Regions from separate parts of the Mus musculus genome. Here region 1 is linked to region 2. The links are chromatin loops, found by intact Hi-C in ENCODE. Cell type or tissue: heart. All regions are shown on one strand. Links, peaks and the distances in the headings refer to the core of each region. The heading gives the core; the rest is flanking DNA.

What was found. Hi-C counts contacts between places; a loop is a spot of excess contacts. Peaks named below come from ENCODE experiments on the same cell type or tissue, not always from the same donor. Only the 100,000 strongest peaks of a DNase experiment are listed, where the experiment ranks them.
Region 1: it touches region 2 in a loop (4-fold over the local background); 8 of 42 quality-filtered maps call a loop at or near these places.

Annotation. Positions count from the first base shown.
Region 1 is chr15:9,066,791-9,076,324 of GRCm38, reverse strand. Nadk2 (NAD kinase 2, mitochondrial) reads right to left here and starts at 5,065. Exons shown (of 13, transcript NM_001040395.4): 1 at 4,560-5,065. The coding sequence starts at 4,823. Ranbp3l (RAN binding protein 3-like) reads right to left here. Exons shown (of 14, transcript NM_198024.2): 14 at 8,990-9,534. In heart, for the core only: CTCF peaks have their summits at 4,267 and 5,308; DNase peaks (open chromatin) are centred at 1,484, 4,404 and 5,104; H3K4me3 peaks cover 5,742 bases; H3K27ac peaks cover 5,869 bases.
Region 2 is chr15:9,136,365-9,145,898 of GRCm38, reverse strand. Skp2 (S-phase kinase-associated protein 2) reads left to right here and starts at 5,445. Exons shown (of 10, transcript NM_013787.3): 1 at 5,445-5,715; 2 at 6,196-6,467. The coding sequence starts at 5,708. It overlaps Lmbrd2 (LMBR1 domain containing 2), which reads right to left and starts at 5,329. Exons shown (of 18, transcript NM_177178.3): 1 at 5,159-5,329. In heart, for the core only: no CTCF peak of the experiment used is centred there; a DNase peak (open chromatin) is centred at 5,438; H3K4me3 peaks cover 3,212 bases; H3K27ac peaks cover 2,539 bases.

The DNA of each region.
Region 1 (9,534 bases), core at 466-8,465, 69 kb after region 2:
TGCACGAGGCCCTGGGTTTGATGCCAGCAGTGTCAAATGAACTAATTAGCCCGTCACAAGCGTTAACTCCAACAAGTTTTTAGTTCATTTTGGTGATCTTAGAAAAGCAACCTGTTTTGGAAATGTCCAAATCAATAATACTTTAAGTATAAGAACATTTTCACTAGGTGACCCATCCTTGCGTGAATGCCAATCTGTTGCAAAAATGGGTCAAATTTCTAACATGATGCATATCTAATGGTTCATGATAAAGAAAAAAAAAAACAAAACATAATTCCTCTAAGGCATGAAGTTAACTGTCGCGGCGGCTGGCATTTAAAATTATATACCTCTGTGACTTATCAGTAAAAGTGAAGTGAAGCCAACTTCCACTTCTCTGGTCACGATGTAAACATGCAGCAATAAACAAAAGACTTGGGTCTCCACAGAACTGACTTCCCACACTTCAGACCCCAGGAAGAGCGACCAGGGTTTGGAAGGCAAAGCCTCTGTCTGGCGCGGCGCGTATAGTTGGCCATAGGCTTGCAGCTAGCACTCCCCCAGGCAACGCAGCTAACAGTGAAGACTAGAAAGATCAGACAGAGCATTCAGCTACGGTGGCATTCAAGGTCCCTCTTCTCCAAAGCTCAGGGACTTATTTCTTATTTCGGTTAAGAGAAGGCCCAGCAGGCAGACAAGCTGTAAACTCTGGCGGCTGCTCAGAGCAGGAAGATGAAGAAGAGAGGAAACTATACTGTCTGCACGTCAATCTTTTCCTCTGAATGCAAATATTTGTGGAATGAGGTATACTCTCAGCCTCTGTTTTCCACATTATGCTACACGGAACTTAAAATCTTTTCTGACTGACACCAAAACCATCATTTGTTTAATTTGTTTCTCAAACATTTTAGCCTGAAACTCCTTTAGAGAGCCCATGGTGGTGATCACTGCCTTACCAGCTAATATGGAGTACTGCCAGATGGCAATAAGGCCCGATGTGAAAAAGCTGGCCCCAGCCTCAGGAGGAAGAGGACCAGCATCAGAATCATTTCCCCATGATCTGGATGAGGGCAGGGATGGGGTGGGCTGAAGGGTAGGGAGAAGAGCAAGATAGAACACCTGACGTTAAGTAAGAAATCATCACACTGGCATTTTTCATCATGTCTTTATAATATTTAACTTAACCTTGGTAGGCAGAGGCAAATATCAAGGACTTCTTAAAGGGTTATGTCTGAAGCTTCCCTCAAAGGATGAAGAGGAACTGGAAGACAGAAAACATGTATATCTCTGAGTCACCCATAGAAATTTTAGGCACATGGTTCAGAGAAACAAAGTGCGGGAATTCTCTACACTGAATCAGAACCGTGAGAGGGAAGGGGGGGAGGGGCAGGAATCTGCACTTCAGTCCATTCTTCGGGTTGAAGGGAGCCTCTGGGTGCTGAGAAGCTAGGAGCCAAGCAGCCAGATGTTCAGCCTCAGATAGAGCACTCAGGGGCCTGAGGCTGGGAGAGCTGATAACAAGAAGGTTCGGTTAGGAGGCCCTGCCTGGCAGGACACCAGGTCACATTCTTTAACTTGGTGACTAGTTACACAACTGACTGCATTTGTGCAGAAAAGAGTTTATCTGCCCACTACCACAACCTAAGACATACCTGTGTGTGTGTGTGTGTGTGTGTGTGTGTGTGTAACAAGAGGAAACAGAAGCAAATCGTTACATCCCTACCTAAGAACCAGCTACCAAGGCAATAAACAGAAATAATTTAATCAAAAAGATGTGTCATTAAGTGAGCTTACTTTATCTTATCATATCTAAAAAAGGAAGCCATTAAAGATGCTTCCTCTGAAATTATAACAGAATGAGAGGAGGCAAAGTGAAAACAGCCCTTTCTTATCTGATTTGTACAATTAAGTATTTTAAATAACACTTTTTCTTTGGCAAACAAAGTGTAGTTTGGGCAATAATATCCTAGCCAGATCAGTTTTGTTGTGTCTAACATGTGACTGTCAAGGAGTCCAGTCAGGAGCCCTGCCTCTGCCTCTGCCTCCAGCTTCACCTCTTGTGGCACAAATAGGCTGGAAGAGTCGTTTATGCCTTTGCAAGATCACAGGACTTGGAAGCAAAATCCTTAACTAAAAGTCTTCCATCCCCCAAGGTAAGTCATTAACCACTCAATGGGAAGAAAGGCAAAACTCTGAAACGATGCAAAACTACCAGGGAGATTAATTGAGAAGTCAAAATTTTGCCCCAAGCTAAAGGATATAATCCTGGCTTCATGGATTAAAAAGATACTTCATGTAACTCTTTACCTTCACAGAGTCAGAAATCCAGACACTTCCTGCGAGTAAACTACTGAAGACATCATCTGTTAATCTATTATTTGCATTTTAACAAGGACCTCCAAATAGAGAACTATTCTGCATGAGCACACACGCATGTGCGCACACACACACACAAGTTAAAAGAGGAGAATGCTTTCATACAAATCTTGTTGCCATAACATTATGAAAACAGTAGCCAGGGTAGCAGTGGCCTGAAGCAAGACTTTGGGCATTTTCTTTTATAACCAATTCATGAGTAAGTTTGACCCCAACAATATAGTAAACAACATAAAATTCTTTCCGTCCCTACCTTCATGGCGTAGAACTTCACAAAGCCTATTATTCCTGAGCTGTTCTTATCAGAGGTATATCTAAAGCAATCTCACTGCAAACACTGTCCTGACATCAATGCAAAACCAATTCCGATCAGTAAGTTAGGGAAACACTAAAACTGCAGCCTTTTGGTGATCACAAGACTGCTGTAGAGCCCATACTTCAAAGCTGGCCTGTTCTAGCTCATCACCCAGTGACAAACATTAGGAGGCTTCTCTACTCAAAGAGGGAGTTCCAAGTTTTTGAAGACACCGATTACCCCTACATTTTAGGAAGTTTTATTTTGGGCCATCTCGTGCAGAGATACAAGAGTTAATCTCAATTCAAACGCCATCCCGCTTCCGGAATCCTTGAAATAATTTCAAAATGCCGGCTCCAGAACGGACCTTGGAAGCTATTTAGCCCAACCCATCAGGAACTAGGTGAAACTTTTGAAAGCTAGCATTGCAACACAAACGTTTTGTTTCACTCATGAGGGTCAGAGAAGAGAAACCCTGTCTTGAAAAACCAAAAAAAAAAAAAAAAAAAAAAAAAAAAAGCACAAAGGATATCAGTCAATCCAACCAGGGAGAGCCTTGCGTCCTGGCGTTCAATCCCACCCTCTGTGGGGTAGAGCTGAGAGTCCCGGTTCACTTCTGTTGGTTTGCTTTTTCTTGTGTGTACTATTTTAAATCCAGAGACGCTCAGATAAAATTGTGTGAGACTAAGCATACATGATATTTCACAATTTCTAAAAGGTGAACCTTGCAGAGTCGGGCATGTAACCAAAAGGACACGCCTCTTTTTCCAAAATAGAAACAAAGTACTCTCATCTAGCCCACAATCCCCCCCACTTCATTGCATTCATTTCACTCAACTACACAAACTACGCCAGCCAAACGGCTGATACTCTACTAAAGACTGCAAATGTTTTCTAGAAATACTTTCAAACACTTGGGGGAAAGAGAAAAATTTGCACTGATTTCTACCTTGTCAACTTGCCAAACAATACTGACAAGATGCAGCAGCTAGGCAAGGATTTACAATTTGTTTCCCCTGTGTCTAAAATAAAAATGTGAAGGTAAGGGCATCATTTTAGAACAGCCAGCCTACTTATTCTTGTACATAACTTAGTAATGCTTATATACAATTCAGTCTAAAGCCTTCGGGTGTCTGGAGTCAACAATTACAGGCATAACTGTGGGGGGGGGGGTTCCTAAATAAATTGCTAACAGCCCATTTCCCAAAAGTTACTGGGTAGCACAAAATCAATTTTTTTTTTCAAAAATGGGGAAGCTCGAACTCTGGGTTTAATCCTTCCCACACACACACACGCATGGCATACCTGGCAACGCTATTAGTAAATACACCAAACACGGTGTATGGCGGAGGCCCTGTTACTTCAGGGTTCATGCCTTCTCCCCATTAGCCGGCATACTTGTTCCTTTTCTGACCTTCCAACACAAAAACCCATCTCGGGTCAGCTTTCCTGCCTCGCTGTCCCAGGTGCTTGCTTTTCAAGCAGTAAGAGACCCTGAAGGGACAGGCGACCACAATCCAGCAGGGCTTTCCCTGGCCAGGCCTCTGTCCCCAGGCGAGAAGGGGGTGTGACCGCGGCACTTCGGCCCTCTCTCCGCCACCAGTGGCTGTGCTGGAGAATTTCCTTTCTCCCGGTGGTCTGGGGAGAGGTCCCCAGGACAAACAGGGCGAACAACCCTCATCTTCTCAGCGATGGGAGTCCGTGCTACCGAGGCGGGGGCGAGGACACACGTGGCTTCCCAAGTCCCGGTCCCAGGAGCCCCCTCTAAGGCAGGCTCAGGGCGCCCCAGTCCCATGCCCGAGGGGCCCCACAGGCAATCGGAGGAAGGTTGTCGGGCTTTGGGGGTGTCCTGTGGCCCGTCGCCCCCCACCCCCACCCCGAGTACCGGCCGTCCCCCGCCAGGACCCACCAGCTGCTTCAGGTCCTCCTCCGAGAGCTCCGCGTAGCGGTACCGCTGCTGCTCGAACTCGTAGCGGGTGGTTTTCGCCACCACCACCACCCGCGAGGGGCGGAAGCCGCCGTCGGCGGGGCTACCACCGCCCGCCAGCTCGCGCGGCTGCCCGTGCCCCAAGTGCCGCCGGCCGTCCGCGCCCGAGCCCGAACCCCGCAGAGCCGCGCGGCCACCCGCCACGCGCCGGCAGCTGCCCAGCAGGAAGCCCCGGTAGCAAGTCATGATCCGCGGGGCCGCGGGTGCAGGCTCGCGCTCCCTGCCGCCAGCACCGCGCCGGCCGCGCACAGGTTAAGTGCGGGGACGTGCGTGGAACGCGCCGGGGGGGGGGGGGACGTGCCCAGACGCACGCGAGGGCGGAGAGGCCCCGGGAGGCCCCGGGAGGCGGGGATCCGGGCTGGCCCCCGGGCAGTGGGTTTTATTTGTTTGTTTATCCGTTTTCTTGGGCGCCTGCGCAGTGGCCTCTCGGCCCGGCCCCACCTCCCTCTTCACCCTTTCAGGGAGGCCGCTCTAAGCCCGCCCCCGGGCCAGATCTGTCAGCTAATCAGAGGTCGGGAAGGTTTGGGAGCCCGAGGGGCTGCGGGGATTGGCTGGGGCTGGGAAAGGGACGAAATTCTATTTGGCTTTCGAGCTGCCCGAAGAAATCCAGTTGGAACTGGTCTGGGCGGCGTTGGGGGTGCAGGCGGAGTTTTGAGCGCCTGGCGGGAAAGCAAGTTTCTTGCGCATCTTCCTCTAGTTGCTTTCATTTTTGCTTGCTTTCTGGGTAGTTGGTCATGCTCGTCTAGGGTAAATTTTAACCAGTGTCTGCTGGATGGCTGATGTGGCCGTCGCTGGAGTAAGAGCTGGGGGCGGTGACCTCGCTCCAAACGGCTTCGTTTTGCAGGGCCTGATGGCAAATAAAGATGCCGAGCCCTTTATTAGAGAGGAATTAGAGCTAACCGAGAAGGATCACAGAGCATTAGCCCGAGCTCCGGTGACCACCAAAAGACCACCAGCCTAGAGAGGCAGTGCTGTCAGGGAGAAAGGAGGAGGATAATGAGGGAAGGAGTCTTGTCTAGTCCTGTGTGTCTGTCTAGACCGCGAGATAAGGTTGGAAAGCTGTGTAGGACCAGACTGAAGGGTTAAAAATGTTTTGCACTTTATCCTGTAGGCAAGCTCAGAGCAGTGTTTGATGATTATTGATCTGACTTTGGAATGTTGGGTAGGTAGTCCTTGAAGCTAGAGCAAGGGAAGTTACTGAGTCTGTGGGAACAGTTACACAACCATAGAGATGTAGGCTGATTAAGAATAAAAGGGAAAGCTACAATGAAGGGAAAGTCATAAGACAGGGTAGGTGGCCACTGCCCTGAGGTCCTTGCTGTGGCGTCCTTTCCTTTGCGATCCTGGCACTCCCAGTAAGTGGCCTCTGGATTCCGGGCATGCTATTTCATGTTTGTGACACTCAGATGCCTCTGTGATATCGAACCTGTTTTCTCTTTCACGTCACAGAAAACTACACTTTTGACTCCCACTTCTAGCTGGAAACATCTCAATGGGATATCCTAGTCAAATCTTATTTTGGATCCTTTCTTCTGCCTCTTCCAAAACATTGCTTCATTACACCATCCTCTCGGATGTGTCTTGAATTCTCTCAGGAAAACCCCTGCTGGGTTTTCCACTTCAGTCCTTAAGATTCCCATGTCTAGGACATTTAAAACTTTAAAGATTGAAAGAGCCTTCTACACCCCAGTTGTTTACCTGTTCCCTAACTCCCACTTACTGATATATTCAGCGGTTCTCAACCTCTGGGTCATATATCCGATGTATGTATATCCGATATGTTCATTATGTTTCATCACAGTAGCAAACTTACAATTCTTTTTTTTTTTTTTTTTTTTGGTATCATAACCAATTTCTCACTATTCTTTTTTTTTTAACTTAGGAGTAAGTTTTTTTTGTTGTTTTGTTTTTATTTTTTATTGGCTATTTTCTTCATTTACATTTCAAATGCTATCCCAAAAGTCCCCCTATACCCTCCTCCCTCCCCCTGCCCTGATCCCCTACCCACCCATTCCCACTTCTTGGCGCTGGCTTTCCCCTGTACTGGGGCATATAAAGTTTGCTAGACCGAGGGTGCTCTCTTCCTAATGATGGCCAAGTAACTATGGTTGGGGGTCACCACAACATGAGGAACTGTATTAAAGGGTTGCAGCGTTAAGAAGGTGGAGAACCACTGATACAGGTTCAGGACAGAATAATCGGTTCATTCTTGCAGCCAACCTTTTTTGGGGGTGGGAAACAGGGCAGGCTGGGGGCGGTCAGTTGAGGGAACTGCCAAGGGTTTCATCTCCTTCCTGTGCTTACTTAGCCACTATTTGCAAAGTTACCAAATGAGCAGGTGGCTGTTCAGAAGAGCCCATTTAACTCTTAAACCACTGGGGTTTGTGAAGCGCAGAAGTGCCTCCATTCTTTCTGTTGCTGCATGCCAGCAGTCCCTAATGGCATTCCTTCTTCCTTTCAGTCCCCCTCTTTCTAGACCCTTCTCTTGGATGTAGCTCCTGCCCTTGTCTCCTCTAGCCTTCTCCCTGGTCATTTTCCACCCCTACTCCACTCTCTGTTGTGTAATGAAGAGTTTGGGCTTTGAAGGACTGTATCAAATCGCAACTTTGCTGTGTATTTACTTTGTGAACCTTGAACTGGTTGCCTAACCTTTCTGAGCCGATTGTCTTATTTATCAACAGTAGCTACCTTGTAAAGTTGTACGGAAATGGATAAATACCTAACCCTGTGTCCACTGTAAATTAGACCCGAGACTTATTAGCTCCCTTTGCCTTAAATGACTTCAGCTATTACCAACATCTTTAGCTCATACCGTTCTTCTGAACTTCAAATCTTTATTTATAGCTTACTATATAGGATGATGTCACTTCAGTTCAAATGTACATGTTGTCAGTGGACACAAAATTCTATTTGAGTAGAACATCCTATCAGGTGCTAGAAATTGAATGATAAGAGGTCAAACAATAGTAGAATTTTAGAGTGCTTTATAAGAATTAAGAGGAGCACATTTAGAAGAATGCCCTAAAGTAACAGTAAAATAGTAGAGCCATCAAGAATGAGAAAGGGTTTCTGCAGAAGAAGTAACATAAACAAATGTGTCGAGACCCAGTGGCGAAGCAACTTAGAATTCCTTGTGAACTGTGAGCAGTAGACAACACTGGGAGGCGATGGGGAAAGCTAATGCCAAGTGTTATGACCACACCAAGGAGCTTGGCTTTTATGCGATATATACTAGAAAGCAGCAAAGATGGCATAATTAGCTTTGCAAAGTCATTAAAAGATTTCTTAAAAGACATGCAATAAATAAACCCCTGAAGAAATGTTCAGTCATATTAAAAATCAGAAAGATACAAACTAAGATCATCGTGAAATAGCTTTTATCCAATAGATGGTAGAAATTTTAAAATCCTAGTAATATTCTAGTGAGAATCCTATCAAATCATCAGGACCTTACTAGGCGAGACCATTCCTCAATCGTCTAAATAATTCCACCATTACTAAGGTTTACAAATACTCTCTTAGACACCCTATTGTATTCTCATATTCCAGTTTGATAACTAGAAGAAGTCTGATATAAAAAAAAGTAATCAGTATAGTAGAGTATACACTGGAGGTATGATCTAACTAATGCAAAAACACAAAACTCCTGGAACTCACTGGACTGGGTATCAGTTACACTCTCACACAAAAGTGAAATTTTAAAGATAGCAAATTTTAAACTCTAATACCACTGGGATAATATGGCAAAGCCAATATGGCTTTCTAATGAATGATCCATGCAACTACATGATACTTGCACCCTAAAAGCTAATACTACTCTTCCTAACATTTTATGAAAACACTGTCTATCACTGATATCTGCAGCTTGGAGATTTCCAAAGGTCTTAAATGTACTCTTCCCAGACTCGACAACACTCATGCACATGTCACTCTGTGAAAGATGCATTCCCCTCTTCATAATATTCATACAGTCTAGGACTTGAAGAGCTATTTTTCCCTGTGGTTGAAGGGCATCTTTGATAATAATCAATGTGTGTGGTGGTTTGATAAATGTCCCCGTAGGTTCAGGTGTGTGAACACTTAGTCTCTGGTTGGTGACACTGGGATAGAACCTTTAGGAAGTGTGTCACTGGCTTTGAAGGTTTATAGCCTGATCTTACTTCTGGTTCGCTGTTTTCCATGTGTGGCTGGAGATGTGAACTCCTAGCTTCCTGCGCTGCCTGCCTGCCTGCAAGGCTTCCCCATCGTTGTGTGTTCTTTCTCTGTAACTGTAAACCCAAATCACTCTTCCTTCTGTAAGTACCCTTGATTCTGATTCTGTATCACAGCAACACAAAGGATGTAAGATAATATTTTGTAGCAGGAAATGTTTTAATGATTCATCAATTATGCTAAACAATTAGAGTAAATACTATTGAAAGACAATATTTAGATTATCTTTATATAAGATATATAATTCAATATAAATTTAGATACATATGTAATAAATTTGGAAATCAGTTTATCAGATTTTAATAAAAAATAGCTTATATGGAAATCCAGAATGTAAGATTTGCACTCACCTGTCTGAATAACTTATGAAAATGAATATTATTGTATAGTTGATTGCTTCACATTGAAAGGAGACAAAGAGTGTAGAAGACCCAAAAAGTGGGGGCAGGAGGAGGCTAGATGAAAATACAAGATAAAGAAAATCTAGGAAATGTTTCTCCTAATCAAGATGGAGGACTCAGCCGGGCGTGGTGGCACACACCTTTAATCCCAGCACTCGGGAGGCAGAGGCAGAGGCAGGCAGATTTCTGAGTTTGAGGCCAGCCTGGTCTACAAAGTGAGTTCCAGGACAGCCAAGGCTACACAGAGAAACCCTGTCTCGAAAAAAAAAACAAAACAAACAAAC
Region 2 (9,534 bases), core at 862-8,861:
GAAGGTGGCTACTTTTTGCCCTTGTCTGAAGAGTCTGCCTACGGATAAGGTAAAAGAAGAGATTTAGATTAATTGCATTGACAATTAAGGAAGTCTCAAAACAGTCTGGTGTAAATTCCACTGTGTGATTACAAAAATTCACTCTTATGAAAAGATCACTCTGATAAAAAGGAGAAAGTTGAGAAAGGAAAAATAACAAATATATGCTTCAAGTATTTAAGGGGCACCAGTAAAATGGAGCCGAATCCTGTGTTCTAGGAGATAGCAGATTAAGGGAGTGGGACTTTGGGCTAGATCCTACCCAGCTAAGTTTAGATCCAGGTATGGTGGTACACATTTGTAATCCCAGGAGAAAAAACCATGCAGATCTCTGAGTTCAAAGCCAGCCTGGGACAGAGTAGGCTCTAAGTGAATTAGAACTTAAATCCAGGCTTGGTGTTGCAGTCAACAAAGAAGAAAAAGGAATCGGAGACCTAAAGACCCTTTGACACCAGACATGGAGATGCAGAGTTTGGAGTTTGCCCAGCTGGTTTCCTGTCTTGCTTTGAGGTCTCCTATGCTTAAGCTTCTCCCACTGTAGAATTCCAGTCTCCAGGCTGTCTACAGAAGACCTTCTTCTTCTGGCTGCCTTTGGATCAACATATAGAACTCTTTCAGCCTCTTCACCAACACCTTGTCTGCAAGCTGTCATGCTTCCTGCCATGATGATAATGGTCTAAACCTCTGAAGGTGTAAGCCAGCCCGCAGGTAAATATTTTCTCTTAGAAGAGTTGCCTTGGTCATAGTGTCTCTTCACAGCTATGAAACCCTAACCAAGACAATGTGCTAGCTGCTTACCTTTGTCTTCTAGAAAATATCTGCCTGCTCTAAAAGTCTCAAGGTATTGATTTTACCCTCAGCATCATCAATCAGCTTTCCTCAAAAAGGTATATATATATATAAGAAAGGAAAGCAACTGCATTTTACTTTTCAGCATCTGTGATACCACAGCCCCAGAGTGCATCCTTATCCCTTTCTAAGATATGAGTCAGGCTCACAATAACTATTGCTCCCTTACAACAAATTGGCATTCAGTTTGCAAGGCACCTAAGCAGTTCTTCATCTGTTTGCTTGCAAGAGAATAAGCACAATTCAGAATCATGTCAAGAAGGTGCATCTAGCACCCCAAAGCCAGACAGGAAGAAGATGTCAATCATTTAGGCACAGAATCAAAATGGGCTCATTACTGCAGAAAATGTGTTGAGTCGTAACTATGTGTAACTCTGCAAAAGATTTCAAGAGCCAAAGAGAAAATGTGCCTTTGACCACAACAAAGGTTGACATATTTTTTCAAACATTAATAGGTTTAGGGAGATGATAATTAGTATTTGAAAGCATCTTAGTTTTCATGGGTTGGCATTAATACCATAGAAGTAAAGTTGATTTTACTTAAAATCAAATACCAACTGACTTAACTGATCAAACTTTAATGTACAAGTAGTCAGAGTGAACCCTTTAAAACATCAGGTACAAAAGCCTTAAATATTTAAAATCCAATGCCACCTTTTTCTATTTGCTATTATTTTCAAATGCCTTTTATAACCATCTTGCTAAAATTAATGGTTCAGGAGTACTGTCTTCTATGTATGTTGTGGCTGTTAAAAGTTCTACATGCTCAATGTGAAAAAAAATTTAAGGTTAAGATAATTTCGGAATTTGAGGAATTTCAAATGTTCAAAAACAGAGAGGACAGGAGAGAGAAGGAACTTAAGCAAAAGAATGAGAAAAAGAGCAAGACACAGAAGCAACTGATGAGAATACAAACAAACAAAAAAACTGACAAAAATCTGTCAAATCCCCAAATTCTGAAATCAATAAGAAATTTGGCCATCAAGACCTAAAGATTCACCAGAATTGATATTAATTTTTTTCTTTTATTCAGGGCCTTCAGATGCCTAAATACAAACTGTCTACTATTGAGCCACACCCCAGTTGCAGTATTAATGTAAATAAGTATTTTAACTCATCTAGGTGACATAATAAAAGTTAGATAACTCAAGAGCCTATGTTTTGAAACTGACAAACCAGGTGACTAGGATTCCTAAGTGTGACAAGAGGCAGGAGCAGATGATTCATCTTTGGCAAGGCTTGAGAGCTGAAGTTGACAACCAGGTCAGTGGGTAAGGAGAACTCTAAACTCTCAACAAACCCTTGAGGATTTCAGTTGTAGGAACTGTAAGAATTCCAATACCAATTACTTTGGCATCTAGAGATTCCTTTCTCACAAAGTATTGTTTTTACAAAGGAACTTGAAGATTTAATGTATGTTTATTATATTACACTGTACATTGTTTTTTTAGTTAGTTCCTACAAACTAATGAGAAAAGATTGTTAGAATTTTTGCTTAATAAGGAGTAGATGGCAGAGCGGATATGTTATTTACCCAAGTTCTCACACCAGTATGTGCAAAACGAAGTAAGGTATCCTGACCACAGAGAATAGATTTCAATTTCATGTCTCCTCTCCAATCCAGACATCCATTTAAAATACAATTTGTTTTAAATAATTTCTATGGTTCCATTTTCATAAAGAATAATTTAAAAATATTCTACTAGTCTTCAAGATTACTCAAGACTCAATACTCAAAAAGTCATGTTTAATAGGGAATTTAACTTTTTCCTTTGTGGGTAATTATTTCATTTAAATTACAGTAGTTTTTCTTTTCTAATTTTTATGAAAGAACTACAAAGTAAGCTAGAAGAAATAAGAATATTTTTGTTATTGATCTAATCTGCCAATACAGATCATTAAATCAAAGAAAATGAAGATAACAATCAAACTGAGGAAGAAAAGGAGATAGTTATGGAATTTGACAGGCAACTGGAAACATGCTTGCTAAAACTGTCTCTTGCATTTTGTTCCTCTAACCTAAATAACAGAAGGAGCAAAAGGAATCTCTTAGTCTCTCTATGTCACAATGGTGCCTTTAGGCTTCATTGTATTTCTCTGGTTGTATTTGATTTTCAAAAATGGGACCAACAGTTGTACACATATAGCATATATGTCAGTTGTGATGGACACACATACAGCATATATGTCAGTTGTGATGGACACACATACAGCATATATGTCAGTTGTGATGGGCACACATACAGCATATATGTCAGTTGTGATGGACCCACATACAGCATATATGTCAGTTGTGATGGACACACATACAGCATATATGTCAGTTGTGATGGGCAGTCCTTTCTAGACTCTCCGGGGCCCTACAGACAGTGACTGCCTGTAACTACGACATGGTTTTAGCTGTGTAAATGGCACTGCTATTGCCTTTCTCCATTTATGTCAGTGTTCTAGCTGAGGCTTCCAGAGAACATTAGACATTATTCAACCTAATGATACTTTCAGTTATCGAAAATGATTTTGTTATCCTGGACTCACATTCATTCTAATGCTAAAACTATGTTTTAAAAGACTTATTAAAATAAAATACAATGTGTTAAGTAAGATTAAATAAGATTAATCAGGAAATAAAATATTTTACATTAGCAGCAATCACAATGTAGTGTTTAAGAGATCAGTCTCTTAAAGTCTCTATGGTGAGTTTCTATGTAGCTAATAACCTCACATCTTCAATGGACACAATTCCTCTATCAAAAAGAATCGTAACGGGCAGTGGTGGCACACACCTTTAATCCCAGCACTTGGGAGGCAGAGGCAGGTGGATTTCTGAGTTCGAGGCCAGCTTGGTCTACAGAGTGAGTTCCAGGTCAGCCAGGGCTACACAGAGAAACCCTGTCTCGAAAAACCAAAGGAAAAAAAAAATAAAAAGAATCGTGTGTGTATCAATACAAACCTTTTCAGTATATTATGGAAATAGCTGTGATTAAAGAAATGCAAAAGAACACCGGTTTCATTATCAAGGCAAATCAGGAGGCTCCTAATTTCAAAGTTGATAGGCTTTCCTTTCCTAGAGAGAACCTTGTGCCCACTAATTTAAATATCCTAAGGTCTCTGCTAACTCTTAGCTGAATTCAGGGCTGTTTTATATTTACTAGAATTTACTCTTGAACGAGTTACATCCTAACAGAAAGGACAAAGTTCAAGAGAAGGCAAATGAGTTTTTCAAAGTAACAAAAGATAACTTTATACACTATTTCAGAAGGTCTCACTTTAGATACTTTCCATAACAAAACTGTGACTACATACTTATTCTCCTAGTCTTTCTTTTCAAGTAAAACCAATTTGCAAAAAGGTCTTTTTTTTTTACACCAATCTCACTCACAGGAACTAAAAGTTCATGAATCTCTTCCTCTCAAGAAGTAACTGATGCAAAGATTATGCTAGAAACAAAGACAAAACTGAGCATGAAGGATTTAATTCCACTATAAAACGAATCTTGCTCTCTCCACAAAGAAACACAAGTGTATGCAATCTAACATACTAAACCAATATTCTAATGTTTTTGATGAAGGTGGCCTGCTTTTTTCTCAACTCTATAAATCTTCATTTTTACTGGACTAGAAATGCATCCCCCTACCCTCTCCCCTGTTGCACAGTTTGCACACCTGAATTTTGCATGGTCATTCTAATCTAATCGCCCCCGACCTCTTCAGAGGCTAAATTAGCATAGTTTCTAGGCAGAGAGATTCTAGGACAGGCTGTGGATTGAGTCAGAGGCACCTAAACAGCTTTCAGGGTGGTCTCTCCTTGCAAGCGGAGCCTCCCTTTTTCCCTTTGGTATTTGGGAGACTCATCAAGGATCCAAGAGGATGCACGCGGGAACCACTGCTGGCTCCTGCCGCCTTAAAAATAAACCATCGCTCCTCTTGGAGCTGCGCTTTAGCTCGAAAAAGGCTTCCCCTCGCACGCTGATTTGATCTTCAGTGCCAGCCCATGAGGTGTGCCGCGTCCTCGAGCCTAGTTTACAAGTGAGGAAAGGATCGCGTCCACAGACCCAGTCCTAAGGGCCGCCCACTGCCAGGTGGAGGAAGGCGAATGGCAGGAGTGCCACCCGCAGCCTCTCACCTGGCGGGCCATCGAGACCCCGGAGATGGGCCTGGCGGCGGCGGCCACTCACCATCTGGAACTCCCCCCAAGTCTATGTCCGCCAGGGACTGGGCCGGGACCCCAGACCCTGACGCACCTCACGCGTCCCCGCCCCCCTCACGCTCACCGTCGGACCTCGCCAGACAGCGTCTGGAAGGGACTCAGAAGCTTCGCGTCCGCCGCAGCCTGCCGGGGTCACGGATCCTTCAGTCCCGGGCGACCGTGGCGGTGATCACCCGAAGGCCCGTGAGCTCCGGGAAAAGGAAAACCTGCTCCCAGTCAATCGGCTGACATTTCCCAGCCAGCCGGAGCTCCACCCACTTCCGCCTGCCTGTCCTCCTCCTCCTCCTCCTCCTCCTTCAATCCCGCCCGGCGCCGCAGGGAGTTGTGGGTATCTGGAGGGTTGGTCCGAAATCAGAGTGGAAGAACCCAGGCAGGACTACGAGCTAGGCTCGGAACTACAATTCCCAGCAGGCAACGGGGCGTCAGAAGGCGGCTGCTGGAGAGCGGGATGCAGAACTCCGCGCGCGCGGTGGTGATGGAACGTTGCTAGTTCGCGGGTCCAACTGCTGGGGCCCCGGGGATCACTCTAAGCCGAGCGCTAAAACAGGAGTCTGGAAGGCAGGCAGCGCTTCAATTAATTCAAGCATTCAAAACTCCTGAATCAGTGGACACCATGCATAGGTAAACCGATTGCAAAAAAACCGGACAAAACATGAATGAACCGTTTGAATTCTTTTAGGCCGCGAATGTTGCTTCTTGTTCAAATAATCTGGTTATGTGAATGTTTGCTTAGAGAAAAAGGATGGATGAATGCTTTAGTGCGAATATCAATGTGGAGTTTAATTTGGCTTCCTAATTAAGTTTTCCTTCCTCTACTTTGAGTCATGGTATCAGTGCCGTCCCTCTTTTTCCCTCCACGGGAAGAAATTATTGAGGCCTTCTGCGTGACCATAAATCCCAAAGCCTTTCAAAGTATATATGTTCCCGATTTTTCTCTTTCATTCTTGTATTTCTCTCGCTTGTAGGCACGTTTAAAAAATGCAGTACTGTCACTTGCTGGGACTTTTCTCCACTCCATTCTTTACTCTTCTTTCATGCCTACCTTGGAATTATTTAGGGGTGTATTTTCAAAAGGAATAGAGAATGTCTGCCCTTCTGCAGGAAGCACCTTCAGGAGATTCCGGACCAGAGTGGCAACGTCACCACCAGCTTCACGTGGGGATGGGATTCCAGCAAGACTTCTGAACTGCTATCAGGCATGGGTGTCTCGGCCTTGGAGAAGGAGGAGGTGGACAGTGAGAACATCCCACATGGACTGCTCTCAAACCTCGGCCACCCCCAGAGCCCTCCAAGGAAACGAGTCAAGGGCAAAGGGAGTGACAAAGACTTTGTGATCATCCGTCGGCCGAAGCTTAGTCGGGAGAACTTTCCAGGTAATGCACAACACTAAGATCCAAACTGTATTGTAATGGGTTGAACTATTTTGTTTTAACTAAATTCGATTGAATTATTTCCTTGGGGAATCTTTTTGGATCGGTGCCTAAAATTGCCTAGTTTTGGTGCCTAAAATTGCCTAGTTTGGAAGTGTGGCAGTGAAATGGATTCCAGTCATTAAGTCTTCAGGAATCTTGGTTGGTCTTTATCTTGTGGTCAACAATTGACTTGAAGCTTTTTTCCTGCCCTTTTCCTTAGAAAGGAATCTTCCTGCTCAAAGTCCAGCTCAGTACACTGACATATGGGAACAGAAGCAGGGATCTTAGAGGGTCCCCTTTTGTCTCTATATACTTCTTTGTATCTGAGCAAGCTTTGTATGGTAATGACTTAGATTATTGGTAGGCACATTAGGAAGGTAAATGTTACTAAGTAGAAGAGACTTAGATTGCTCCGCTTGCAAGCAGGCCCTTGGGGGTGTGGTGTTTCCCTTACTGTGACATTGCATCTACAGTCATAGAACCCTGAAATGTGGTCTCATCCCCACTGCCCCCACTACCCAGCTAGTCACTGTGTCTTTCACTCTTGTGTGGCAGCTGTTTCAAGCTTTCATCATCTCTTCCTGGATTATTGTAATAGATTTATATTGTCAGCTTTCTTCTCAGCTCTGTCTCCAGGAGGCAGGGTGGATTGATGAGATCAGAATTTACCTGAAATTCTTCTCTCACTAGTGACTCCCACTCCTTGATTCCCCAAACATTTTTAAATAAAGCGCCTCCAGGGCAGATCCAGACTCAAGGACTGGCAGCCTTAGAGTAAATATAGTGTGTTGACCTGAGGCTTGTCAAGGTTTCCCCACCCCCACCCCCTAGTCATTTAAAAAAGTGATTCAGGGTCGGGCAGTGGTAGCACACGCCTTTAATCCCAGGATTTAGGAGGCAGAGGCAGGCGGATTTCTGAGGCCAGCCTGGTCTACAGAGTGAGTTCCAGGACAGCCAGGGCTACACAGAGAAACCCTGTCTCAAAAGAGTGATTCAGGAAGTGTTTTTGAGAGCACACTGTCCTCCACAGTATAGTGGCTCCAGATAATAGCAGTGAACAAAACAGACAAATCCTAGAACTTCCATTCTAGTGAGGAAATGCTGGAAGTCCAATGGATATGGTACTTTCTGTAACATGTTAGGCCAACGTGGCTAAAAACAAAGAGGGGGTCAAACTGAGGCAGAATGGAGGAAGTCTTGGAATCTGAAGATAGATTGCAAACTGGTTATTGGCTGACATCCTTATTTGGGCTGTGACCTTTAAGCAAAGACAAGGGGAGAATGCAGGAATACGCGTGAAAATGTCCCTTGGCATAGGGAACCTAAAGTAAAGGGAAGCCACATAAGATGCTGGAGAACAGGAAAGCAGAGTGAGAGTGGACAGAGTAGGGAGAGGTGCGGCCTCAGGTGGGGCTGATCTTTCCTCATTGGAACACTCACTCCTCTCCCCTCGTTCAGTGTCGTCCATTGAGACAGGGTTTCTTTGTTTGTAGTGTAACTCACTGGCCTCCAACTCAGACAGGCTGGCCTCCAGCTCAGAGATCTGCCTGCCTCAAGTGCTGGGATTAAAAGAGTGGACCATTGGCGCCCCGGCTCGGTGACCCCTCCAAAGGGACACATTGGTTAGCTGAGGCTGAACTGTATCGGGTAGAGGATAGGCAGCAGACCCCTAGAGATTTATGTAGAGCAGTGAGAGAATGATAAGCCGTGGTCAGGATGAAAGCAGTGGAAGAGGTGACCAAAGTCTAAACTAAAATTGGGTGAGGAATGGAAAAAGACGTTGAAGAAAGCATCAGAGTGAAGCCTTGCAAAGCCAGCGTAAAGAAATGGATTCTTCCGTCCTTCCTTCGGGCGCTGTCTGCAGACAGGGTGGTGAGCAGATCCGTGGCTTGCTTGAAAATCCCTGTTTTGTAGTCCCCTGTGGTGTCTCATGCCTTTGAACCCAGTACACCAGTGGCCAAAGCTGGCAGATCTCTGTGAATTGGAAGCTCTTTGGCCTATACAGTGACTTCCAGGACAACCAGGGCTACGCAATGAGACTCTTGTCTCAAAAAAAAAAAATTCTGTTTGGGCTTCTCAATACTTTTTTGGAAAGGGAGTCATCTTCAGGTTATAGCATGTGAGTCCACATTAATGCCAGGTATGGTGGCACGTCTCTCTGGTCCCAGTTTAAGAGGCTGTAGTCAGAAGATGGGGATTTCTAGAAAGCATGAGCCTCGCAGTAAGACTGTCTCAAAGTGAAAACATAACTGAATATATAATAATATATGAGATTAACTAGAGGGGTATGGAAGTAAGTTCAGACAAATCTACATTTAAACCTTGATGCTGCCATTGGGAGCTACCTTGGGAAGTGACTTGAACTTTCTGGGCCTTAGTTTCCTTATCTGTGAAATGGAGCAATAATTCCTACTTAAAGTGTTCATCTGAACATTGAGTAAAACTGTAAAGGTCTTAGTATGACAGTGGCTTATAATAGGTAATGGTCCACACAGTTTCTGACACTGGCTTGAGAAGCATCCTCTGTCTACAGTAATGTTAATCTGACTCTGCACATATAGAAATCTTTTTCTTTATAAAACTTAAAGTGACTCTTATTTTTAGAGCCTGGGTTTTTAACAGTAGCAATTTGGTGTTTGACCAACCAAATGTGGTGAGATAGATCCTGCTAAGATGAGTAGGTTTTGATTAACTTGCCCATTGTACATAGCTTTGGTTATAAAATATGACATCTACGTGTCCACAGATGTAGGACAAAAGTCATCTTTGAAGCAAAACACTGTGAGGACCCAGACAGAACATAAGGGAGGGTTGCTGTTTCTTAGGAGTTTCAAAATGGAGTTGAAGAGGAAGGACAAAGTATATAGCAGCTGCACACAGCTACATGCCTGCCAGGAAGACAGAGGTGTTAGTAGTAGCTCAGACCCTGAGTGTCCTCAGGGCTGGAAGGAGGGAAGGAGCCCCTTGTGCAGAAGTGACTCATTTCCCATCCCAGTGGATGTGTGGAGTCCTTGGCTACTTGGCAAAG